Regions from separate parts of the Homo sapiens genome. Here regions 2 and 3 are each linked to region 1. Evidence: chromatin loops called from intact Hi-C (ENCODE). Cell type or tissue: OCI-LY7. All regions are shown on one strand.

Evidence for each region. Hi-C counts contacts between places; a loop is a spot of excess contacts. Peaks named below come from ENCODE experiments on the same cell type or tissue, not always from the same donor. Only the 100,000 strongest peaks of a DNase experiment are listed, where the experiment ranks them.
Region 2: a loop joins it to region 1, with 2.8 times the contacts of the local background. A loop is called at or near these places in 10 of 110 quality-filtered maps.
Region 3: it touches region 1 in a loop (8-fold over the local background); 39 of 110 quality-filtered maps call a loop at or near these places.

Annotation. Positions count from the first base shown.
Region 1 is chr15:59,529,426-59,537,425 of GRCh38, reverse strand. No RefSeq gene overlaps it. Among named protein-coding and RNA genes, the nearest start is that of GCNT3, 78 kb to the left of the region's middle. RefSeq lists a silencer at 619-738 and an enhancer at 1,740-2,939. In OCI-LY7, a CTCF peak has its summit at 4,462; DNase peaks (open chromatin) are centred at 1,705, 2,065 and 4,465; H3K27ac peaks cover 1,716 bases.
Region 2 is chr15:59,654,151-59,662,150 of GRCh38, reverse strand. It overlaps GTF2A2 (general transcription factor IIA subunit 2), which reads left to right and starts at 4,636. Exons shown (of 5, transcript NM_004492.3): 1 at 4,636-4,745. BNIP2 (BCL2 interacting protein 2) reads left to right here. Exons shown (of 10, transcript NM_004330.4): 10 at 1-3,005. RefSeq lists an enhancer at 4,600-4,829. In OCI-LY7, no CTCF peak of the experiment used is centred here; a DNase peak (open chromatin) is centred at 4,610; H3K4me3 peaks cover 2,281 bases; H3K27ac peaks cover 1,681 bases.
Region 3 is chr15:59,619,136-59,627,135 of GRCh38, reverse strand. It overlaps GCNT3 (glucosaminyl (N-acetyl) transferase 3, mucin type), which reads right to left. Exons shown (of 3, transcript NM_004751.3): 3 at 4,413-8,000. The coding sequence ends at 7,581. Among named protein-coding and RNA genes, the nearest start is that of GCNT3, 11 kb to the right of the region's middle. In OCI-LY7, CTCF peaks have their summits at 4,413 and 4,616 (motif pointing right); a DNase peak (open chromatin) is centred at 4,615.

The sequences.
Region 1 (8,000 bases):
GGGAGGCCAAGGTGGGAGGATTGCTTGAGCCCAGGAGTTAGAGACCAGCCTGGGCAACATAGACCCTGTGTCTACAAAAAAAATTAAAAATTAGTTGGGCGAGGTGGCACACGCTTGTGAGTCCAGCTACTTGGGAGGCTGAGGTGGGAGGATCTTTTGAGCCCAAGAGGTCAAGGCAGCAGTGAGCAAAGCCATGTTCATGCCACTGCACTCCAGCCTGGGTGACAGAGGGAGACTCTGTCTCAAAAAATAAAATTAAATTTAAAAAACCCACATACACACACACACACACACACACACACACACAAAGAGTGGAGTCTTCTCTTCATAGCTCTAACCTAATCCCTCCTTCTTTCTTTCTTTCTTTCTTTCTTTTTTTTTTGAGACAGAATCTTGCTCTGTCACCCAGGCTGGAGTGCAGTGGTGTGATCTGGGCTCAGTGCAACCTCTGCCTCCTGGGTTCAAGTGATTATCCTGCCTCAGCCTCCTGAGTAGCTGGGATTACAGGCATGTACCACCACATGAGGCTAATTTTTGTAGTTTTAGTAGGGATGGGGTTTCAGCATCTTGGACCAAGCTGGTCTTGAACCCCGACCTCGTGACCCACCTGTCTCAGCCTCCCAAAGTGCTGGGATTTCAGGTATGAGTCACCGCGCCTGGCCCCTAATCCCACTTTCATTACGGGGCTCTCTCTAATCAGCATCTGCCCAGGGGCTGGTTCAACCAGCCACTTTGCACTTTAAGCAGCTGCTCTTTCAGCCATCTGAGTCTCTTCCTCACATTTGCCAGCTTAGCCCCCAAACTAGCCTCAAGAACACATCCATGTAGAAGAAACCATGTCTCCTTTCTCAAGAAATACTCAACATCGCTCCTGCTTGACTGGCTTCCTCCTTCCTAGGTTCACGCTGTCACACCTAAGAATGAGCAGGTGAGAAGATGCTGCTCGGTTCTTGCCTTAAAGCGGGATGATCCTGCCATCTTGGAGAAGACCCAGGCTGGTGTTTGCTCCTTTAAGCGACTGGGACTCCCAAATCTGCAGACTTTCTAGCATCCTGCAGGGTGGCCATGGTCTAGTTGAGCAGCCAGAAAGAAGCTCATCAATTGGAATGGAGTTTGTCTCCTGTTTCTAGTTTCTTCATCCAGAGCGGAATTTTTCAAGATGTGGTCCAAGGACGACCTGAGTCAGACTCACCCCAGGTCTAGGTGAATGTCCACAACCACTGAAGCAGAATCTTCATGGGGTAGATTCTAAACAAAACCTACATTTGGAAGAAGCTCCTTAAGAATTATTCTGCATAATAAAACATATAAAACAGACACCTAGAGGTATTATTAGCTTGCTGCAAAAGTAGTTGCAGTTTTTGCCATTACTATTGTGCCAACCTAGTATTATCAATTTATTGCTAATTGACACAGATATTTAGATGACTCTTTGAAAACTTATATTTTTGGCCAGGTGCAGTGGCTCACACCTGTAATACCAATGCTTTGGGAGCCTGAAGCAGGAAGATCACTTGACTGAGGCCAGGAGTTTGACACCAGCCTAGACAACATAGTGAGACCCCATCTCCACAAATTAACACACACACACACACACACACACACACACACACACATTTTTGTCCAATGGCAGACATCTCATAATCGGCAGAGTGAAGACTCAAACCCTTTGCCTTGTGTTCCTTCCCCTATGTGACAGCTGCCTTGCTTTTGTCTGTCGAACCCTCAGGGGCAAAGCCCTGCACAGCCTGTCACCTGCTTGACACCAGAAAGCCCCGTCACTTTTTGTGGCAGGTGAAGGGTCCCTGGATTTCACTCCACCTCTTAAATTTCCTCTCCCTGTCCTTTCCAAAACACATGCTGCAAACCAAAGAATCCTGAAATGTATTTTAAGCAACTGTAGGATATATATCCATGTAACCCAGATATGAGGTAACTTATATCAATCTTCCCTCACCACGCCATTCCCCAGCAAACGGAAGTGACTGCACACAAATTTAAATAACTGTTGACTCAACTCAGCTTTTTGCACCAAAGCATATCAGAGATTACTGCTCACTTGTGATTGGCTGTCCTTGATAGCACATCTGCCTTGGTCCATTCAGCTGTGACGAGGGACATAGGACACCTGGGCAACAGAGACTGTGGGGGGACAGTTTCATTTAGAGTGGTGGGCAGAGCAGTCACCATACCTGACATTTCTAGTACAATCCACAAGGTAGTCAAGTCCCAGAAGACTGCTGAAAGTACATTTTATAATAACTAGTGTCAGGCCTCTGAGCCCAAGCCAAGCCATCGCATCCCTTGTGACTTGCACGTATACATCCAGATGGCCTAAAGTAACTGAAGATCCACAAAAGAAGTAAAAACAGCCTTAACTGATGACATTCCACCGTTGTGATTTGTTCCTGCCCCACCCTAACTGATCAATGTACTTTGTAATCTCCCCCACCCTTAAGAAGGTACTTTGTAGTCTCCCCCACCCTTAAGAAGGTTCTTTGTAATTCTCCCCACCCTTGAGAATGTACTTTGTGAGATCCACCCCTGCCCGCCAGAGAACAACTCCCTTTGACTGTAATTTTCCATTACCTTCCCAAATCCTATAAAATGGCCCCACCCCTATCTCCCTTCGCTGACTCTCTTTTCGGACTCAGCCCGCCTGCACCCAGGTGAAATAAACAGCCATGTTGCTCACACAAAGCCTGTTTGGTGGTCTCTTCACATGGACGCGTATGAAAACTAGCATTCCATATAGTTTCATACCATTTGCGGATTCACTGATGTTTCAAGTAGAAACAACACCGTCAGCCAGTTGCTGTAGTTTATGCCTGTAATCCCAGCGTTTTGGGAAGCCAAGGCAGGCAGATCACCTGAGGTCAGGAGTTCGAGACCAGCCTGACCAACATGGTGAAACCCCCATCTCTACTAAAAATACAAAACTAGCCAGGCATGGTGGCGCATGCCTGTAATCCGAGCTACTAGGGAGGCTGAGGCAGGAGAATCGCTTGAATCCAGGAGGTAGAGGTTGCAGTGAACCAAGATCATGCCATTCACTTCAGCCTGGGCAACAAGAATGAAATTCTGTCTCAAAAAAAAAAGACAGAAAAGAAAGAAAGAAAGAGAGAACATCCTCAAATAGAAACAATACCACCTACCTCTATGTTTTAATACATTTTCAGTAATAATATTTATTCAACAATACATATTAATTTCCTATTAACTATTGGTTTCTTTCTAGATATTAGAATACAGTTTATATTCTGAGAGGGATTAAGGGCCCAGAGTCGGGGAACTCACATTGTAAAGAGGGAAACTGCTTACCACAACCAAGCATTTTCAATGAGGAAAATCTGAAAATAATGAGGAGGCTTGATCCAAAGGGCCAAGCTACCTAAAATTACAATGGGCAGTGGGGATCTACTAGAAAAAGGTGTCACAGAGACACCTTAGAAACATGGCAGGAGGGATGATGAAAGAGAGGAGGGATTTTCAGGTTGAAATGAAAGACTTTTTTTTGTTTGTTTTTTTGTTTTGAGACAGAGTCTTGCTCTGTCGCCCAGGCTGGAGTGCAGTGGCCCAATCTCAGCTCACTGCAACCTCTGCCTCCTGGATTCAAGTGATTCTTCTGCCTTAGCCTTCTGAGTAGCTGGGATTACAGGTGCACATCACCGTGTCCAGCTAATTTTTGTATTTTTAGTAGAGATGGGGCTTCACCATGTTGGCCAGGCCTATCTTGAATTCCTGACCTCAAGTGATCCGCCCGCATCTGCCTCCTAAAGTTCTGGGATTACAGATGTGAGCCATTGGGCCCGACCTGAAATGAATGACTTTACACACGAATGCAATAATGTTAACTCCCATTCCCTTCTTACTGTCTGTCTTTCTTCTTTGCAGCTCTAAAGGTCAATGAAATGCAGACCTAAGAGAGTATGCAAAGAAAGCAAAGGTTTGACACAGGACTTCCTTCCCAGAAATTTTAGGACTAGAGTAAGGCTGTGCTAGGAAACTCACCAGACCTGGAGCCAAAGGAGCTGGGTATTCAGCCTTGCTTCACTGGCTATGTGACCTTGACCAAACTTTCTTGATATTTCATTTTTCTATTTGTAAAATGGAAGCTGTAATTTCTCTTTTTTCTTTAATTTCTTTTTGTTTCCCTAAGGTCTAAGATGGCTGCTAAGAAATAGTAATTTCCTACCCAGTGGGTAGGAAAGTGTCTGACACATAAATATTAAGCAAAATATTTACGCTTATTCACATATTCAATTAAAATTCATAACTTCAGTTTCTTCATCGGAGGATGAGAATAGTAATGGTAACACAGGGTTATTATAAGGGAGGTAAAGTGGTTTATCAATTACAAAGTCCCGTACATGTATCAGGTCATCATTATTTAAGACATGGGAGGTTGGCAGGGGTCGGTGCGGGGCAGCAGGTTCTCAAAAATTTAGCTTAATGCGCCACCTAGGGATAGACTACAGTTCTGCATTAGTTTTAGAAAAAGCTGAAATGAGGTGAAACTGAAATGATTTCTGCTTCCTGAATTTTATGAAGTCAGGCATATCTAGACCCTCTAGCTTTCAAAACACCTGTTTAAAAGAGGTCTGTAACAAAATTTATCTTTCACGTTGCCCAGAAACGACATGTGGAAGAAAAAATGTGCATGAGAGCACTTTGCGTGGAGACATTCTCAATAAATGATTAATTCAGTGGTCCCCCATATTTTTACCTTTCTTTTGTTTCTTTTTCTTTCTCAGAGATTTTTTTCTTTCTTTCTTTTTTTAGAGACAGGGTCTCACTATGTTTCCCAGGCTGGTCTCCTCCCTCAAGCAATCCTCCTCCCACCTCACCCTCCCAAAGTGCTGGGATTACAGGCGTGAGCCACTACACCCTGTCCCCCTGCCTTTTTTTTAGTGTTTTACCCCCAAACATAGACGTTTTACAAAGATCAGTTAATAACAGCGCATTAATCGATTTATCAATTTATTCTATTTCTCCTTTTTTTTGAAATAGGGTCTCACTCTGTCACCCAGGCTGGAGTGCAGTGGCACGATCCTGGCTCACGGCAACCTCCACCTCCCAGGTTCAAACAATTTTCCTGCCTCAGCCTGCCAAGTAGCTGGGATTACCAGCGCCCTCTGCCACACCCAGCTAATTTTTGTATTTTTAGTAGAGACGGGGTTTCACCATGTTGGCCAGGGTGGTCGTGAACTCCTGAACTCAACTGATCTGCCCTTCCAAAGTGCTGGGATTACAGGCATAAGCCACCACACCCGGCCTCTATTTCTCATTAATCAGAGACTTTAACCCATCTGGAACTATCGTTAAGTGATCTAATGGGTGTGGGACGCACTATAAAGAGCTGTCATAATATGAGACAACATAAGGACACCTGAGACCTTAGTTAACCTGCAAGTGCTTTCACGATTAGCACCTGACTTCTCATAGATATTTTTTTAAATATTGGGGAAAATGTAATCCTGCCTTCAAGTAGATCACAGTTTAGGGAGAAGACACCCATGTGTAGTTAATGGAAACAATAGTTTTGAAATTTACTAATTTGCTGGTGTCCCTTGCATTTCCTTGTCCTCCCCCTGACTTGCCCCGTCTTCTGCAGAGGCATCCATTTGCCCAAGAGGGAACTAGGACTGTTACAACAGGAACTCAAAGAGGACGCAGTCCATATTCAGTTTTGAAATTCAGAATAGATACCTGGAAAGCACAGAAAGACGATAGTCTTAAAAGCCAGGCTTTGTCATGAAAGAATTTTCTAAGTTCCTTTGGCTCCTAGAACTGTGTCAGAGTCACTAACTCTAAGCCTAAGTCAGATGACAAACTCACTTCCATGATGCAGAAGGAATACTCCTGCTACCATTAAGGGACTTAAGGCTCCCTCATCCCCCTAGAAAGGAAGAAATGACAGCGAGAAGGCCACCCTAGAGAGGAAGCAGAAATAGAAAGCCGGTTCTCTTTTTCACACAAGTGGAGTGTGGGGAGGAGAAAGGAACGTTGACAAACGTGTTCTCCCTTTTCTTCCTCTTGAGGTGAAACTCTGCAGTGGACAAACTGGTAAAAATGCCCAGGTAGGCTGGAGGTAGCTGAGAACCTTGTAGGAGGAAGAGGGAAGGTGAAGACTTACTAAAGACACCCGGCATTTGGTCCCGCCCAACATGGTTTGGGCAGCAGCACAGCAGCTGCTAGACAGGTAAACTCTAGGCCAGAGGGTTCCTGGGTGAGGCCAGAGGAAGTGATGGACCAGCAGGTGCCTGTGGCAAGGACAAGGGTCTGCTCTGTCCAGGACTTGTTCGCGGACACAGGGATGAGCACCTAGCACAATGTCGGGTACTCAAAAAGCCTTAGCTAGCCCTAGAGGGTATTGGTTTATTAGAACACGAGAGCCACACAGCACCAAAGGAAAAGCAGATAGGTGCTATGGAGAAACAGTGTGATAGCTACAGAAGCAAATTACTCTCCTTAAGCATTACGTCAGTTAGGGTCCATTCAAGAAAACAGAATCCTCCCTAGGTATTCCAAACACAGATAATTTAATAAAGGGAATTGGTCACCCACATTATGGAAACTGAGAAGCCAACCAGGAGATAATGAGTCATCCAGAGATTATAAGAGCAGGAAGCCCCTATTAGCCACGTGGCTGAAAGGACAACACATTGGCAACTAGATGGACATTGAATGCCTGAATCATAAATAGGCTTATTTTTATAAAAAATATTTAATAAGATGGCCAGGTGTGGTGGCTCACGCCTGTAATCCCAGCACTTTGGGAGGCCGAGGTGGGGGGATCACGAGGTCAGGAGTTTGAGACCAACCTGACCAACATGGTGAAACCCTGTCTCTACTAAAAATACAAAAATTAGCCGGGCATGGTGGCACTCACCTGTAATCCCAGCTACTCAGGAGGCTGAGGCAGGAGAATCGCTTGAACCCGGGAGGCGGAGGTTGCAGAGAGCCGAGGTCGCGCCACTGCACTCCAGCCTAGGTGACAGAGAGAGACTCAGTCTCAAAATAATAATAATAAGATGGCCAGGCGTGGTGGCTTACGCCTGTAATCCCAGCACTTTGGGAGGCCGAGGCTGGCAAATCACAAGATCAGGAGATCAAGATCATCCTAGCCAACATAGTGAAACCCTGTCTCTACTAAAAATACAAAAATTATCTGGGCGTACTGGCACATGCCTGTAATCCCAGCTACTCAGGAGGCTGAGGCAGGAGAATAGCTTGAACCAGGGAGTCAGAGATTGCAGTGAGCCGAGATCACACCACTGCACTCCAGCCTGGCAACAGAGCAAGACTCCATCTCAAAAAACAAACAAACAAGCAAACAAAAAGCAACAACAACAAAAAAAACCCAAAAACAAACCATATTTAATAAGATGTAGGTAAACTTTTATTTTTATTTATTTATTTTTTGAAACTAGGTCTCACTTTGCCACCCACGCTGGAGTGCATTGGGGTAGTCTCAGCTTACTGCAGCCTCGACCTCCTGGGCTCAGTGAGCCTCCCACCTGAGTCCCCAGAGTAGCTAAGACTAAATCTCACCTTGTTGCACAGGCTGGTATTGAACTCCTGAGTTCAAGTGATCTGCTTGCCTTAGCCTCCCAAAGTGCTGGGATTACAGGTGTCAGCCACAGCACCAGGCCAAGATGTAGGTACATTTTAAACATTAAAATCAGCTTTAAACAATTTTTGCTTAAAAATATATCTTTGGCCGGGCACAGTAGCTTACACCCGCATTCCCAGCACTTTGAGAGGCTAAGGCAGGCAGATCACTTGAGGTCAGGAGTTCCAGACCAGCCTGGCCAACATGGCAAAACTCCCTCTCTGCTAAAAATGCAAAAATTAGCTAGGAGTGGTGGCTCATGCCTGTAGTCCCGGCTATTGGGGAGGGTGAGACAGGAGAATGGCTGAAACCTGGGAGGTGGAGACTACAGTGAGCCGAGATTGCACTACTGCACTCCAGCCTGGGTGACAGAGTGAGACTCCGT
Region 2 (8,000 bases), 120 kb before region 1:
ACTTGGTTCTTCAGTTTAAAAAATATGAAGAATAACTTCAACTCTTTTTTGCATTATTTTGATTTTTGATTTTGCAGTCATTGCTCCTAACTGTAGATACATGTTGCAAAAGTGATGTTTTTCTGAATTTTTTTTAAAAGTAGAAGACTATTCTGTTAAACATTAAAATTCAGAGACAACAGTGATAACACCTGGGATATAATGAAAATGAGGTGCTGTGAATCAGTAAACTAAAGGGATACCTGCTTTAACCTGCACCTTAATGGAATCTGGTATAGAGATGTACCCACAATAAATGTTTTATAAGATTTAAGATCATAATAGTAGGTTAGAGGAAGAGCATTTATTAAGTCTGTTGTTTCTAATCTATAGCTAAGTTAACATTTCCCATATTATTCCATTTTAATTTCCCATTACTGACCAAGGTGAAAGTATATGTGATTGTACTTTTATCTTTCTGTTGGGATCATGGATCTAATTTAACTGGCTTAATTTGATGCTTCTGTCACTAGGCTCTAAGTGCCCCTTTTTTAGTCAGAAGTTTTTCATGTGAAATAATTTGATTCTGTGTTCTGCTTGATCATACTCCTAAGCAAGCACCAAGGGAAGACGTTCTATTCACCCCACAATTTAAGCTTAACAATCTTTAACTCAGAGGGAGATATGAAGAAATATGATTCTAAGTAGGGTCTAGCAGAGGCATTGGAAAGTGATAAAAGTAGGAAGTAAGAGAAAGCAAACCTTTATAAAGAGATAAAGACATAGTTGTTACCTAAGATGCCACTGTATGTGTGCCCTCTCTTTTTTTTTTTTTTTTTTTGGAGACAGAGACTCACTCTGTCACCCATTCTGGAGTGCAGTGGCGCAATCCTGGCTCACTGCAACCTCTGCCTCCCGGGTTCAAGCATTTCTCCTGCCTCAGCCTCCTGAGTAGCTGGGATTACAGGCACACGCCACAATGCCCGGCTAATTTTTGTATTTTTAGTAGAGACGGGGTTTCGCCATGCTAGGCTGGTCTCGAACTCCTGACCTCATGATCTGCCTGTCTCAGCCTCCCAAATGCTTGGATTACAGGCTTGAGCCACCACGCCCGGCCATGTGTGTCCTTTTAAGGGAAGTACCATATGTGACTGCTGATGGTAACATTTCTTGTATGCAGCAGGAAAACCTGCAGGCTATACGCAAGGTATGTGAATAAAGACTGTGGATTGAAGGGGGAAAAGTTGATAATACATACCCATGATAAGAATTCATATTTTCTCTTTCTTTGTCTCTTCATACAGAAGCAAGTTCGAGCAGAGAAGGTTAGCAGTTACAGCACTTAAAAGTTTAGGATTGAGGGTTTTTGGTTGGTTTTTTTGTTTTTTCATATTTCACTGTTGCTGAACATTGATTTAGTCTTCCAAAATGGACATCACTAGTAAGTGCACTGAATACTGAAATATGCTGATTGGCAAGCATATATCTGTAGCTAGAATTTTTTTAACCGTAATTCCAGAATTTAAAAAGGTAAGAGATCTGCTTTTTGATAGAGGCCTTTTAAAAAGACTATATAACATTTCTATTTGGCTGTTTATGTGAATGCTCAGGGAATTTGGACATGTGTTTTATACAGAAGTGGCTTTTTATATTTCTTCAAGTGATAAATTAGCATTAGGACATATCAGATAGAACAGGCCAGTTTCCTGATGAGATTGGTAGAGATGTTACGGTAGGTTCATCCTTCCTTTTTCCATGTTATATGTGGAGAAGTGTTAAACTTGCTCAAGCAAATGGGAGTAGGAGATAGGCTGAAAATAGAGATTGCTACACCATTCTATTTTGTTTTCATGCCTGTTTTTTCTCCAATCCTATATGGACATTTGAGAAATGGACCACAAATCTGAGAGGGATAGAGTAAAAAGAGGCATTAATGTATGTACTCACAAGTTAGACCTATTTTGCTGTTAAAATAGGTCTGGTCTTGTTATAGGTCATAGGAATTGTGTAGTTTGAGTTGCTGCGAGAAAGAGTCAAGAACTTAGACTTGAATGGGAAGGCCAACTGGTGAGGGAAGTGGGGTATTATCTACTCAAATGTTCTAAGCTAATACAAAAGAATTACCTGGCAAGCATCCCCCTCTGCCCTTCTTGAAATTCTGAATGAACTTAGAATCAGATCAATGGTGAGACCCAGTTATGTAACTTTCCTTTGAAGTTCTAAAGGATAATTGAAAATAAAGTAGTCTGGCATGTTTAACAGTAAGGAGTGACACTAAAATTTGAATATAACAGTATGTTGCAACTATTTATAATAGACCTATTTATGTTTTGAGAACTAAGTAAAATGCTATGAAAAATTCACATAAAGCACGTAAGCACCAAATGAAAATCATTTCGTGCTTTCAAATTAATGATACTAGGCTTGTAGGATGTCTTAGAATCATGTTTAACAAGAAGTTAAAATATTTGCATTTTGAAATTTTTATGCAGTTTGGCTAAGGAGGAACTTGGAAAATAACATTCATCAGCTTCTACACTGCACTTTTTGTATGTGGACTTTGTAAAGTTTAATGTCCGTTTAACAGTTGCTTGTTTATTTGTGTAAACCTAGCTAGTAAATATTGATGATGTTCAGGGCCACTGACTTGCACAGCCCTTGGAGCACTATTCACACAGAACACAATTCAGAGTTTGTTAAGACATTAACACACTTTGATATCTATTCCAAAAATACTTTTGTTACCACAGGTTCATTGCTGTCATTTAGACAAAATTAATGTACTGTGATATTTTCCTACTCTTAAGATGATGTTGCCCAGCCGAGTACTGTCAGAAATTCAGTTCTGATGTCTGTGTGTGCAAGATATTAATGTGGTCCCTGTAAGAAATACCAGAGTTGGTCATGATTTACTAAGGAGATGTAATATTTTCTTTGACCTGTTAGGAATATAACTTGTGTCTTGATTTGTTGCACATCATATTTTTTGCAACATTAATGAATTTAAATAAATTAATTGGAACGTTCGTCTTTGTCTTTTTATCACATTTTTCTTTCATTATGCTACTAAATTTTTGCTTTGAATTATCCTATAAACCTCTTAAATAATTTCAGACCTTTACACTTGTTTCCCTTTCTATAGTCTAAGTGCTTCTATTCTTTGGGGATTAGAGAGTTCAGCCTGCTTTATTTTAACATCAAAACAATAATGAAACTTTGTGTTTCATAGTTGAGATTTTTTTTTAATTAATGGGGAATCCAAGGATGAAACCATGAGTGGCTTAAAATGAAAACATGGCTTTTTTTTTTTTTTTTTTTTTTTGAGACAGTTTCGCTCTTGTTGCCCAGGCTGGAGTGCAATGGCGCCATCTTGGCTCACCGCAACCTCCGCCTCCCAGGTTCAAGCAATTCTCCTGCCTCCGCCTCCCGAGTAGCTGGGATTACAGGCATGCACCAACACGCCCAGCGAAATTTTTTTTGTATTTTAGTAGAGACGGGGTTTCTCCACGTTGAGGCTGGTCTCGAATTCCTGACCTCAGGTGATTCGCTCACCTCGGCCTCCCAAAGTGCTGGGATTACAGGCATGAGCCACCGCCCCTGGCCGAAAACATGGCTTAAATAAGAAGAACTTGTTTAGTTCATAGACCTGCTCAGAGGTTCCAGCTGATACCACTTGGTGTTTTTTGTGGTTTTGTTGTTGTTGTTTTGCACATACTCTTTAATCACTATTCAGCTATTTTGTAGGATAAACTGCTCTACACATGACTGCTGGGTTTAAGCCAGTTAGTGTACCATGCACCCTGACACCTAAAACAATTTGTGATTTTGCAAACTTGAAATTTATAGTGAAGTATTTATCTTGCATATTAGATGCAAATTTTAAATATAACTTCTCCCAAATTAAAGTTCTTCATGAACTGGTCACAAACTAAAAACTTTGCCTGCAGCCCTGTTTCGAGGGGTAAAGAAGATACCCTGCTTACCCTGCTATAATTTTTTTTTTTTTTTTTTTTTTTGAGACGGAGTTTCGCTCTTGTTTCCCAGGCTGGAGTGCAATGGCGCGATCTCAGCTGACTGCAACCTCCGCCTCCCAGGTACAAGCCATTCTCCTGTCTCAGCCTCCCAAGTAGCTCGAATTACAGGCATGCGCCACCACGCCTGCCTAATTTTTTGTATTTAGTAGAGACAGGATTTCACCATATTATGCTGGTCGCGAACTCCTGACCTCCGGTGATCGACCCGCCTCAGCCTCCCAAAGTGCTGGGATTAAGGCGTGCGCCACCGCGCCCGGCCCCTGCTATAATCTTTTCAGAATTCGTCTGCAAGGTCTTCAACACTGTTACCCTGAACACACTTCCGGCATGAAATATGAATGCCCTACATTTCTTAAATTGTGCATCTAACAATGGAGAAGATTAGTCTCTAAAAATTATAATTCCCTTAGGAACGATTTAGTAAACCTGGTGAATTACTCGAGCAGAGCGCCTGTCCACCACTTTAAGGCTTCAAGCTCCAGCCCGACGCCCCTCCTTCCCTCTCCACGCCCTTCCCTGACAAGGCTTGAGTGGCGGGCGAGAGCAGGGCTGGGCGGGGCCTCCCGTCCCTCGGGCGGGGTGTCACTTCCAGGTTCCGCGAGCACTTCCGGGTCGTCAGCTCAGTTCTGCGGTTTCTGCGGCGGCTGGAGAGGTGGTCGGAGAAGTAGGAACCTCCTGCCGGGCTCGTGGCGGCTTCTGTCCGCTCCGCGGAGGGAAGCGCCTTCCCCACAGGTAGTGGGTTAGGGAGGGCAGGGTTAGGGAGGGAAGCAGGGCCGCGCTCCCTGCCGCCCCCCCGGAGTCGGAGTGCGTTGGTGGGGTAGTCTCTGAGGGCCCTTCGCTCCTGGGATCTGCCCGTTACCGACCGTTGCCGGCAAGGCCCCGCGGCCGGCACCGGAGAAGGGCGGCGAGGCGGCGGTGATGGTCGCGTCCCGTGGCGGGAGGCTCGTCGTTCACGGGGCGCCCACAGAACCCACCTAGGGGAGGTCTTCAGCCCACCACCGTATTTTCAGCCAGGTGAATGTCTTAAAGCATCCACTAGCGCCCTGTGAGTTTTGCCGAATTTCGGAGAGCATTTTTTAAATGTCTCATTCCTGTGCTTTGTAGCTTGTTGTTTGAAGTCTGCCTTCCAACTTTCTTCGTGCGAACTCCGACAAAAGGAACGAATTTTAAACTTGGTGGTTTAATCAAAAAATGCTAGGACGAGTTACTTCCGAATTTGACTTCTAATTTTCTGAACTGCAAAACAAGAAGGGAACAATAAATTTCTGTGGCTGATACCACATCTAAAAGATTAGAACACTTAACAAGGAATTTTTAAAGAATGTAAGAACATTGAAATCAGCACTTTTAACAAACGTTTAACGCAGGGCTATTTTCTAGATAAACTCAAAAATTTGTCAAATGGGACACGATGCACGATTCTGTATTCCTACTCTGTGGAGTTTTTATCTACCTATTGGGACTTCTTGCCCTTTTTAACCCCCTCTCCCCTCCCACACGCATATTATACTTACTGATATTTGCCTTCGTTTACTGAACAGATTTTTTTTTGGCTCCTATTGTGTGCCAGGTACTGTTCTAGACGCCTATTTTACTTAAGTGAACAAAATAAAAAGCTTTGCCCTCATGGAGCTTACATTCTATTAGAGGATGCAGAAAATAAAATATATAATGGTGTTAGAAAGTGATGGTGCCATCAAAAAAAAAAAGAGAAATATAAAGGAGTACGGGAAAGTTCCAGAGTGGAGGTGGGAACTGGTATTTTAAAGATGACGGTGGTCAGTTTGAGCCTCATTTAGTAGGTGTTATTTGAGCAAAGACTTGAAGGAATTAAGAAAATTTGCTAAGTAAATATCAGGAAGAGCATTCAGGCAGATAGGAAAGCCAATACAAATGCTTTTAGGCCTGTCATGTTTGAGGAATAGCAAGGAAGCCAGTGTATCTGGAGAGGGATGAGCAAGAGTTTTGGGGGTGGAGGGACAAGAAGATAAAGTCAAAGAGATCATGGTAGCCGGATCATTGTAAAGGCTGATAGAAGCCATGGGAGATTTTGAATAGAGGAGAGGTATGTTGTAACTGAAGTTTTAGAAGATCACCCTGGCTGTGAGTTGTGATTAGAGTGTAGGGGTGAGTGTAGAAGCAGGGAAATCATTTAGGAGATTTTTGCAGTAATCCAGATGACGAGAGTGGCCCAGGTCAGGGTGATAACCGTAGGGATGGTGAGAAGTGGTTGGATTCTGAATGCATTTTGAAGGTAGGCCTTACAGTATTTGCTAGGAATTGGATATGGAGAGTGAGATAGAGGGAGTGGAGGATGAAATCAAAGGTTTTGCCCAAGCTCGTAGAAGTATGGAGTTCTTTAAGCCACGATGCAAAAGATAACAAATAGAGATGTTGAGTAGGCAGCTAGATTCAGGAGTGAGAAGTTCTATGCTATATGAATTTGGGGATCATCAGCAGTGGTACTTAAACCATGAGAATAAATGTTATCCGTAAGGAATGGGTGTAGACGGAAAGCAGCAGAGGCCTAAGGACTGTGTCCTGTGATATTAAGAGTTTAGCGAAAACGGGATCAACCAGCAAACAGTATTAAGAAGGATGAACTTGTGAGTTAGGACAATCCGAAAAGGGCAGTGTCCCAGAAGCCAAGGTAAGATCCTGTACGAAAGAGGAGGGAGTAATCAGCTGTGTCCAATATTCTGAGTGAGGCTAGAGAATTAGCTTTAGCATTGCCATTGATGACCTTCACCAACCTGTTTCCTTAGAGTGCTAGAGGCAAAAATTAGCTTAAGAGAAAATAGGAAAAAAGGAATTGGGAGACAGTGAATACAGACAAAACTAAGGGATTTTGCTGCAAAGGGGAACTGAGAAATAGGATGTAGCTGGCAGGGGATTTGGGTTGAGGGGTTTTTGTTTTGTTTTACTTTTTAAGGTGGGAGAAGTAGCCACCTATGTGTTTGCTAATGGAAATGATCCGCAGAGAGGGAAAATTTGATGGTGAGGGAGAGAAGTAACAACTGAATTGTCAGAACAATATCCTTGAGTGAATTAGAAGACAATGCCTGATACAAAGGTAGAAGGATTGGATTTAGATAAAAATAGGTATAGAGTTCAACTATAGTGACAGGGAGGGAGAGTATATGGGTACAGGTTGGGCATCCCAAATTCAAAATGCTCCAAAATCCAAAACTTTGAGCACCAACATGACACTGAAAGGAAATGCTCTTTGGAGCATTTCAGAGCTTGAATTTGGGGTACTCAATCACTAAGTATATACGATGCAGATATTCTAAAATCCAAAAGACTTCAGGTCCCAAGCATTTCAGATAAGGAATGTTCAACCTGTATAGCTATTGGTAGGTAGCTGGATGTGGCTGTGAGTCTGGAAGTTATTGCTGCAGTTTCCTCAGTGAAGTGTAATACTTTGTGTCATACTCAGATACATTTCTAATATATTAGCACTTTAACATACTACCAAGTATTTCACTCAACAGATACTTAATAGATACTACATACGTTGTTCTAGTTGGTAAATATGTAAATGAACAGAAGTCCCTGTCTTCAGTGTGTCATCTATTTTAGTAGATGGAGACAGAATAAGCATATATATGTTAGCTTCAGTTATTGGTATGAATGAAAATAAAGCAGTGTGAGGAAGAAGGAAGGTAATTCTTTCTTATAGGTTGATTATAGAAGGCCTTTCTGATGGAGTAATGCTTGACCCAGAGATCTGAATCAAATGAGAGAGTGAACTATGCAGGTATTTGGAAAGAATACTGTCAGCAAAAAGAAGAGCCACCACAAAGGCCCTCAAGCAGGATCATGCTTCCCCTGTCAAAGAACAGCAGGGGACCAGTATGACCAGAGCAGAGTGAGAGGGTGAGTGGGCGAAGATAGGGAAGTAGGCACTGGGGGGCCCAAATCACATAGGCCTTCCAAGCCATGGACTCTGTGGTTTTCACTGAGATGGGATGCTGCCATTGGTGG
Region 3 (8,000 bases), 90 kb before region 1:
GCAGTGAGCCATGATCGTGCCACTGTACTCCAGTCTAGGCGACACAATGAGAGAACCCCACAGATCCCACAACATCCACCCATCTACTACAGCTGAGTCCATCCACGCTGCCTTCACTCCTGTTACTGTAGGTGAACTGTTCATACTTCCATGAAAGACAAGCCTTTCTTCTTGGGCCCTTAAATAATCATCTCTCTTTTCTTTCCAAAGATGTCATCATTCTGGCAAGCCTCCCAACTCATTCCTACATCTTTTCCTCTTGACTAGATCTTTCCCATCAATATACCAACAGGTTACCACTTTATACATTTTCAAGATAACCTTCTCTTAACCAGTTACTTTACTTTTTTTCTGCTTCTTTTGGCTTAAAGTAAAACTCCTCAAAAGATTTTCTATACTTGCTGAATCCACTTTTGTTCTCCCTGAACCACCTCCAATCAAGTGCTCACCTCCGCACTTCACAAAAACCGATCTTATCAAGCTTACTTACCTACATGTTGTTAAATCCAATAGTCACTTCTTCATCCTCATCATATGCAAGTCTCAGCAGCTTTTGATGCAATCATCAGCTCTCTCTTTCCTGAAACACTTTTTCCTGTTTGCTTCCAGAACATCACACTCACCCTGTTTTCCTTCTACCACTCTAGTTGCTTCTTTCCTACTCTCTTTTGCTGGTTTCTCCTTGTCTCTCTGCCCTCTGCAATTTGGAAACTGCAATTCATTTGGTAACCTCTATTCCCTTTTCTCTCTTTTAAGGTTCTTATCCGTTTCATGACTTTACACAATCTGTAAGCTGTTAAACACCAGGTAAGTATCTCCAATCCAGATCTCTCTCCCAAATTCAGACTTCTATATACATTCATCTCTTCAGCATCTCTACTTGGATATCTAATAGCCATCTGCAGTTTTATATGTTCACAAAGTCCTGACCTTCCCTGAAAAACCAGTCTTCCACAGGCTTCCCATCTTAGTTAGTGGCAACACCATCCTTCTAACAAGATAAAACCCTTGGAGTTATTTACTCCTCTATTTCTCTCCAACTCAATCTGTCAGCAAATCCTCACACTGAACCTTCAAAATACTTCCAGGCTGGATGCGATGGCTCACGTCTGTAATCCCGGCACTTTAGGAGGCTGAGATGGGGGGATCGCCTCCTATCTCAGGAGTTCAAGGCCAGCCTGGGCAACATGGTGAAACCCCATCTTTACAAAACATACCAAAGTTAGCTGGACATGGTGGCATGCACCTGTAGTCCGAGCCACTTGGGGGGCTGAGGCAGGAGGATCACTTGAGCCCAGGAGGTCGAGGCTGTGGTGAGCTGAGATCATGCCACTGCACTCTAGCCTGTACAAAAAAAAAAAAAAATTCCAGAATCTGGCCACTTTCACCACTTCTACTACTACGGCTTTGGTTCAAGCCACTATTGCATAGTGCCTGGATTATTGCTATAGTCTCCTAACTGGCCTCCCTGCTCTACCCTCGCCCCCAAGCCAGTCTGTTCTCAATGCAGCAGGCTAGAGTCATCCTATTAAAATGTGAGTTCTCTGCTCAGAAACCCCTACAATGGCCTATTTCACTCAAAGGAGAAGACAAACTCCATACAATAGCTTAAAAAAGCCTCTACTGGCCTCCTCTGTATGCCCCTCTTAACTCCTCTTCTTCTCCTCCTTTAATCCACTTACAATAGCTTCCTCGCTGTTCCTGAAACATGACAGGTGGGTTCCTGCTTCAGGGCCTTGCAAGTCTTTCCTCTAGAATGTGATCTTCCCCCTTAATCCTCATGGATCATTTCCTCGTCTCCTCAGATGTTTTTATTTTTCCTTGAGATGGGGTCTTGCTGTGTCACCCAGGCTGAAGTATACTGAGTGGTACAATCATTGCTCACTGCATCCTCGACTCCTGAGCCCAAGTAATCCTCCTGCCTCAGTCTACCAAGTAGCTGGAATTACAGGTGTGCACCACACCTGGCTAATATTTCTATTTTTTGTAGAGACAGCGTTTTGCCATGTTGCCTAGGCTGGTCTCGAACACCTGGGCTCAAGCAATCTTTCCTCCTTGGCTTCCTGAAGTGCTGGGATTACAGGCGTCAGCCACCATGCCTGACCTTCCTTCAGATCATTACTTGAACATCACCTTTTCATCGAGGGATTTCCTGTCCACCCATGGGTGGGTGTGTGGGTGTGTGTGTGTGTGTGTGTTTTGGTTTTGGTTTTGTGTGTTTTTGTTTTGTTTTTTTGTTTTGAGACAAGGTCTCACCCTGTCGCTGAAGCTGGAATGCAGTGGCACAATGATTATAGTTCACTACAGCCTCTAACTCCACAGGCTCAAGCTTTCCTCCTGCCTCAGCCTTCCAAAGTGCTGGGATTACAGATGTGAGCCTCCACACCCAGCCCAGGCCACCCTATTTAAAATTTTAAATATCTTCCCTTTCTACTCCATCCTCCCAAGTTCTCCATCACTTCCTTTGATCTCTATCATTTGTTTCCTTATAATAATTTACAGTCTGTTTCCCACTAGTATGCAAACAACACAAGTGTTGGAATTTTTGTCTGTGTTTTGACTGATGTATCCCCAGTGCCAAGAACAATTCCTGGTAAACAGTAAGAGCACAATAGTTGTGGGATGAAGACGTTATCTCATTGATTGCCAGTACATTCAAGCTTCATAGAGGCAGAAACCATATCTTATTCATCTTTGTAATAAAAAATTAAATGGGCCCAGTGTGGTGGCTCACACCTGTAATCCCAGCACTTTAGGAAGCCAAGGGGGTGGATGGCCTGAGGTCAGGAGTTCGAGACCAGCCTGGCCAAGATGGAGAAACCCTGTCTATACTAAAAATACAAAAATTAGCTGGGCATGGTGGCGGGCACCTGTAACCCCAGCTACTTGGGAGACTGAGACAGGAGAATCACTTGAACCCCAGAGGTGGAGGTTGCAGTGAGCCAAGACCATGCCACTGCACTCCAGCCTGGGCAAGAAGAGCAAAACTTGTCTCAAAAAAAAGACTAAATGGAAGCAGTAAGATCAGATTCTTGGGGACAGGTGCAGTGGCACCTGCCTGTAATCCCAGCTACTCAGGAGGCTGAGGAAAGAGGATTGCTTGAGCCCATGAGTTCAAAACCAGGCTAGGCAACGTAGTGAGATCTCATCTTTAAAAAGTAAGAAGAATCTTAAAAAAATAGAAAAACTGATCTTTGGCTCAAGTAAGGTACTTAAAGCAGACAAGCAGGCAGGGTATTTAATTATTCTTTTTTTTTTTTTTTTTTAAGAGTCAGAATCTTGCTCTCATGCCAGTTTGCAGTGCAGTAGCACGATCATGGCTCACTGCATCCTCAAATTTCTGAGCTCAAGTAATCCTCCCACCTCAGCCTCCTGAAGTGCTGGGATTACAGGTGTGAACCACCACACCTAGCCCCAATGTTTTTTCCAGTTTTAATCAAAGTATTTGACCTCCTCAACTGATGTATGTCATATGTTCCCAAGCAAGGTTATCAACGGCCTTCTCCTTCTTTCTTGAGAAATTTTCAAGCTGGGCATGGTAGCATATGCCTGTAGTCCCAGCTACTCAGGAGGCTGAGGCAGGAGGATCGCTAGAGCCCAGGAGGTTGACCTGGGTTCAGGCAATCCTCCCGCCTCGGCCTCCCAAAGTGCTGGCATTACAGGTATGAGCCACTGTGCCTGGCCTTCTTTCAGACCTTTACTTGAACATCACCTTTTTATTGAGGGATTCCCTGTCAACGCTTTTGTGGGTTTTTTGTTTTTGCTTTTTGAGACAGGGTCTCACTCTGTCACTGAAGCTGGAATGCAGTGGCACAATGATCATAGTTCACTGCAGCCTCAGACTCCCTGAGCACGCCTGCAGTTCCAGCTACTCAGGTGGCCGAGGTGGAAGGATTGCTTGAGCCCAGGAGGTCGAGGCTGTGGTGAGCCATCACTGCAGCACTGCACTCCAGCCCGGGCAACAGAGTGAGTCCCCCGTTTCCAAAAAAAAAAAAAAAAACATTTTTTCCACTCAACCAAGAGAAAGACAAAAACTACAATGAGCAGAGTGTACAACAAAAATGCAGTTATTAAAACAATGCTTACCAATAGCCCACAGATAAAAAATAAGGAGGAAATCCAAACCCTGAGAGGTAATACAAACACAGTTGTTCAATTAATTTGTGAGATTTTTCCTTACCAGAGAACGGTTAAAGACACAGATATGACTCAGAGGGAAGAGAAAAATCAGCAGATGTGTTGGTGTATGATTTCTATAATACACTAAACAAATGAGGGCTAAATTCGACCCCTCTGATATGAAGACCCTGTGTTATTAAATAAACAGCACTTCCTACGCACCTGAATATATTTCTAGAGAAAATTTCAATGGTTGAAAAATTTCAGTAACTTATCCCCAAAAAAATGACAAGTTCACATTTTAATCTTTTTATTTATATAAAAAATTATAAATTATTTCACATGAAAGCTTTTGGAGTAAGTTAACTATGAGGCCAAAGTTCTTTTCTCAGAGAATCTGCACCCAGGGAGGCTTTTCTGCCTACTTCCCACGGTGGCCGTGTGCCCCTTCTACCTCCTTCAGAGGAGGACCAAGGACCATCACATCAGCCAGCAGGGGGAGGCCGTGATCGATCACCACTGCTGGCAACAGACCTCTCAGGGCACACCCACTGTGTATACAACTAGTCATCAGTCATCTCCGTAGTGGGGTTGGGAGCAAAGTGAATAGGACTCTATTACAATGCAGGCAAGTTGGTAGTGACAATGACCATTATCTAAGAAGTACAACCTTACCAAAAAAAGGTAACTTTTTTTTTTTTTTTGAGACTCAGTCTGGCTCTATCGCCCAGGCTGGAGTGCAGTGGTACGATCTCAGCTCACTGCAACCTCTGCCTCCCATGTTCAAGCGATTCTCCTGCCTCAGCCTCCCAAGTAGCTGGGATTACAGGTACCCACCACCATGTCTGGCTAATTTTTATATTTTTAGTAGAGATGGGGATTCACCATGTTGGCCAGGCTGATCTTGAACTCCTGACCTCAAGTGATCTGCCTACCTTGGCCTCCCAAAGTGCTGGGATTACAGGCGTCAGCCACCACACCTGGCCAAAAGTAACTACCTTATAAATAAAAAATTCACTGTGTCAGACACAGTGATAACTGTCAGAGTTACAGGGTTTGCATAGAGAAAGTTGATCATGACAGAAAACTTGATGAATTGAATGACAACACTCAGAAAGGGCTGGGTGCGGTAGCTCACGCCTGTAATCCCAGCACTTTGGGAAGCCAAGGCAAGTGGATCACTTGAGGTCAGGAGTTCAGACCAGCCTGACCAACATGGTGAAACCCTGTTTCTACTAAAAAAATACAAAAAAATTAGCCAGGCAAGGTGGCACACACCTGTAATCCCAGTTACTCAGGAGGCTGAGGCAGGAGAATCGCTTGGACCCAGGAGGCGGAGGTTGTAATGAGCCAAGATTGCGCCATTCGTTGCACTCCAACCTGGGTGACAGAGTGAGACTCTGTCTCAAAAAAAAAAAAAAAAACAAAAATCAGAAAGGAAGAAACATATTAATGACATCATGACGTATTAATGGGAGCATCCTTCAGATTACACCAATTAACTTGCATATAAATCACCTTTCCAGGGCATATCGTATGCAGAAGATGAGCTGTACTATATTCAAAGGGCACTGCCTATGTTTTTATAGTATCCCTTGCCCATCACAGAAGAGTATAACTTAGCCAACAACCATCTCTGGAGCTTCGGAAAGGAAACTGTTTCACTAGGTAACACTTGGGAGGTAGCGTGCTGTATGTGTGTATACATACACACACATATATGTATTTACACATACCTTATTGTCTCCCCGCAAGGAAATGTGTAATCTGCAGAATCACTAATAGCGATCCTTCCATTCGCATTCTGAAATAAGAGTTTTGACTCAAGAGGGGACCAGGCATGGTGGCTCACACCTGTAATCCCAGCACTTTGGGAGGCTGGGGCAGGTGGATCACTTGAGGCCAGGAGTTTGAGACCAACCTGGCCAACATGGTGAAACCCCATCTTTACTAAAAATACACAAAAATCAGCTGGGCATGGTGGCTCACATCTGTAATCCCAGCTACTTGCAAGGTTTGGGGGGAGAATCACTTGAACCTGGGAGGCAGAGGCTTCAGTGAGCCAAGATCATGCCACTGCACTCCAGCCTGGGCAACAGAGTGAGAACCTGTCTCCAAAAAAAAAAAAAAAAAAAAAAAAAAAAAGAGTTTTGACTCAAGAGGCCTAAACATGGAATAATAAGACATCCTGGTTTAACTGAATAGTCCTAGTTTATTTTTATTTCTCAATACAATTATTAATAGTGCAGACTCTCCCCCTACAAAAACATGTTCCACTTTGAATAATGAATTACACATTACCTTACCTGATTGGCTATTATCTCCTTTATGGAACATTAGCTAAGCTTTGGCTGTAAAGTGGACAAAATTAGAATTAGTGCTGCGATTTTCCTGTAAGAGTACAGGAAAGGTGGTCAAACTGGTTAAATCACCCTGCCTTTTCCTTTACAGAAAAATCACAAACCTGGCAATATAAACAAAATGAGGATGGCTTTTAACAATGGAAGAACCATCCCTGTTCCCCTGTCTTCGTTAGAATTTGCTATTTGTAGGCCAGGCGCAGTAGTTCCCACCTGTAATCCCAGCATTTCGGAAGGCCGAGGCGGGCAGATCACAAGGTCAGGAGTTCAAGACCAGCCTGGCGAATATGGTGAAACCCGGCCTCTACTAAAAATACAAAAATTAGCCAGACATGGTGCTGCATGCCTGTAGTCCCAGCTACTCAGGAGGCTGAGGTGGGAGTATCGCTTGAACCTGGGAGGCGGAGGTTGCAGTGAACTGAGATTGCACTACTGCAGTCCAGCCTGGGTGACAGAGCAAGACTCTGTCTCAAAAAAAAAATTGCTATTCATGCAGCTTGTCAGGACCATTTCAGAATAATGAGAACTCTCTTGCCAGCCCCTAGGGATTTTAAATGTCATGAATAGTTATGAGAAAAAGTCTCACACACTTTATCTGTTTATATTTATATTATTTCTGGCATACTAGGCAAAAAGTAGAGGTAATACTTTGAATCAGGAGCTATTTATTTTTAAGTTAACAGTACAGAAGGGAAGGTTCTCTTTCCATCAAAGTTCTCCTCCACGCTACCAAACCTGGAATTATTAGGAACGGCAGCTCCACAGAATGGAAAAGCTACCAGCAGGCATTCAACTGAAATCAAGTGCTCTACCACATATCCCTCCTTCACTCTCCCTATCACAGCAGTTCTCATTCTCACTTAGTGAGAAAGTTAGTGGAGGAACTACTAGGGTTAGGGGTGAGAGAACAAGCAGCATTCACCCAGGCAGCAATTTGCAAGGCAAAAGATCTACTTACCCACACTCTAATAGCAGCCCTCTTATCCTAAAGGATGCCACGAATTGCAAAGCCCTGGTCTCCCACCCACACTGTCCCAGCAAGTTCTGAGCATGTTTGTACATGCTCTTGCCCCACAGGTAGCAACGCTCTCATAGTGTGTCTCAAAGTTCAGTCCCATAGATGGCCTTATAACGTAGGTATTCTTCTAAGCACTGAAGAGCATTATCATCTACCTTTGGGTCAAACTTGTTGGCCAACAGGTGATGGTTTTGAAGCATCCAATTCAAGTCCCCAGCCCCATAAACGCAGATAGCCCGCTGGTGGATTCCAGAGCAGGGAGCATAAGGAGCACCCTTATCGATGTCTCCCTCATGACCCTGCCACTTGACCAGCCTGGCAATAGAAGTCATGTCTGAGATGTCGTACTTGGGGTGGTTGGGAACAGAGCCAGGCATCCACCGTGCACGCTGAAGGGTGGCCCAGAGGTGTTCATCTGGGCTATAAGTGTCTTTTACCCATTCAATCAGTTGTTGGGATTTAGGGTTCTTCAAAACATGTTGGACGAAATCTCGGGAAGCCAC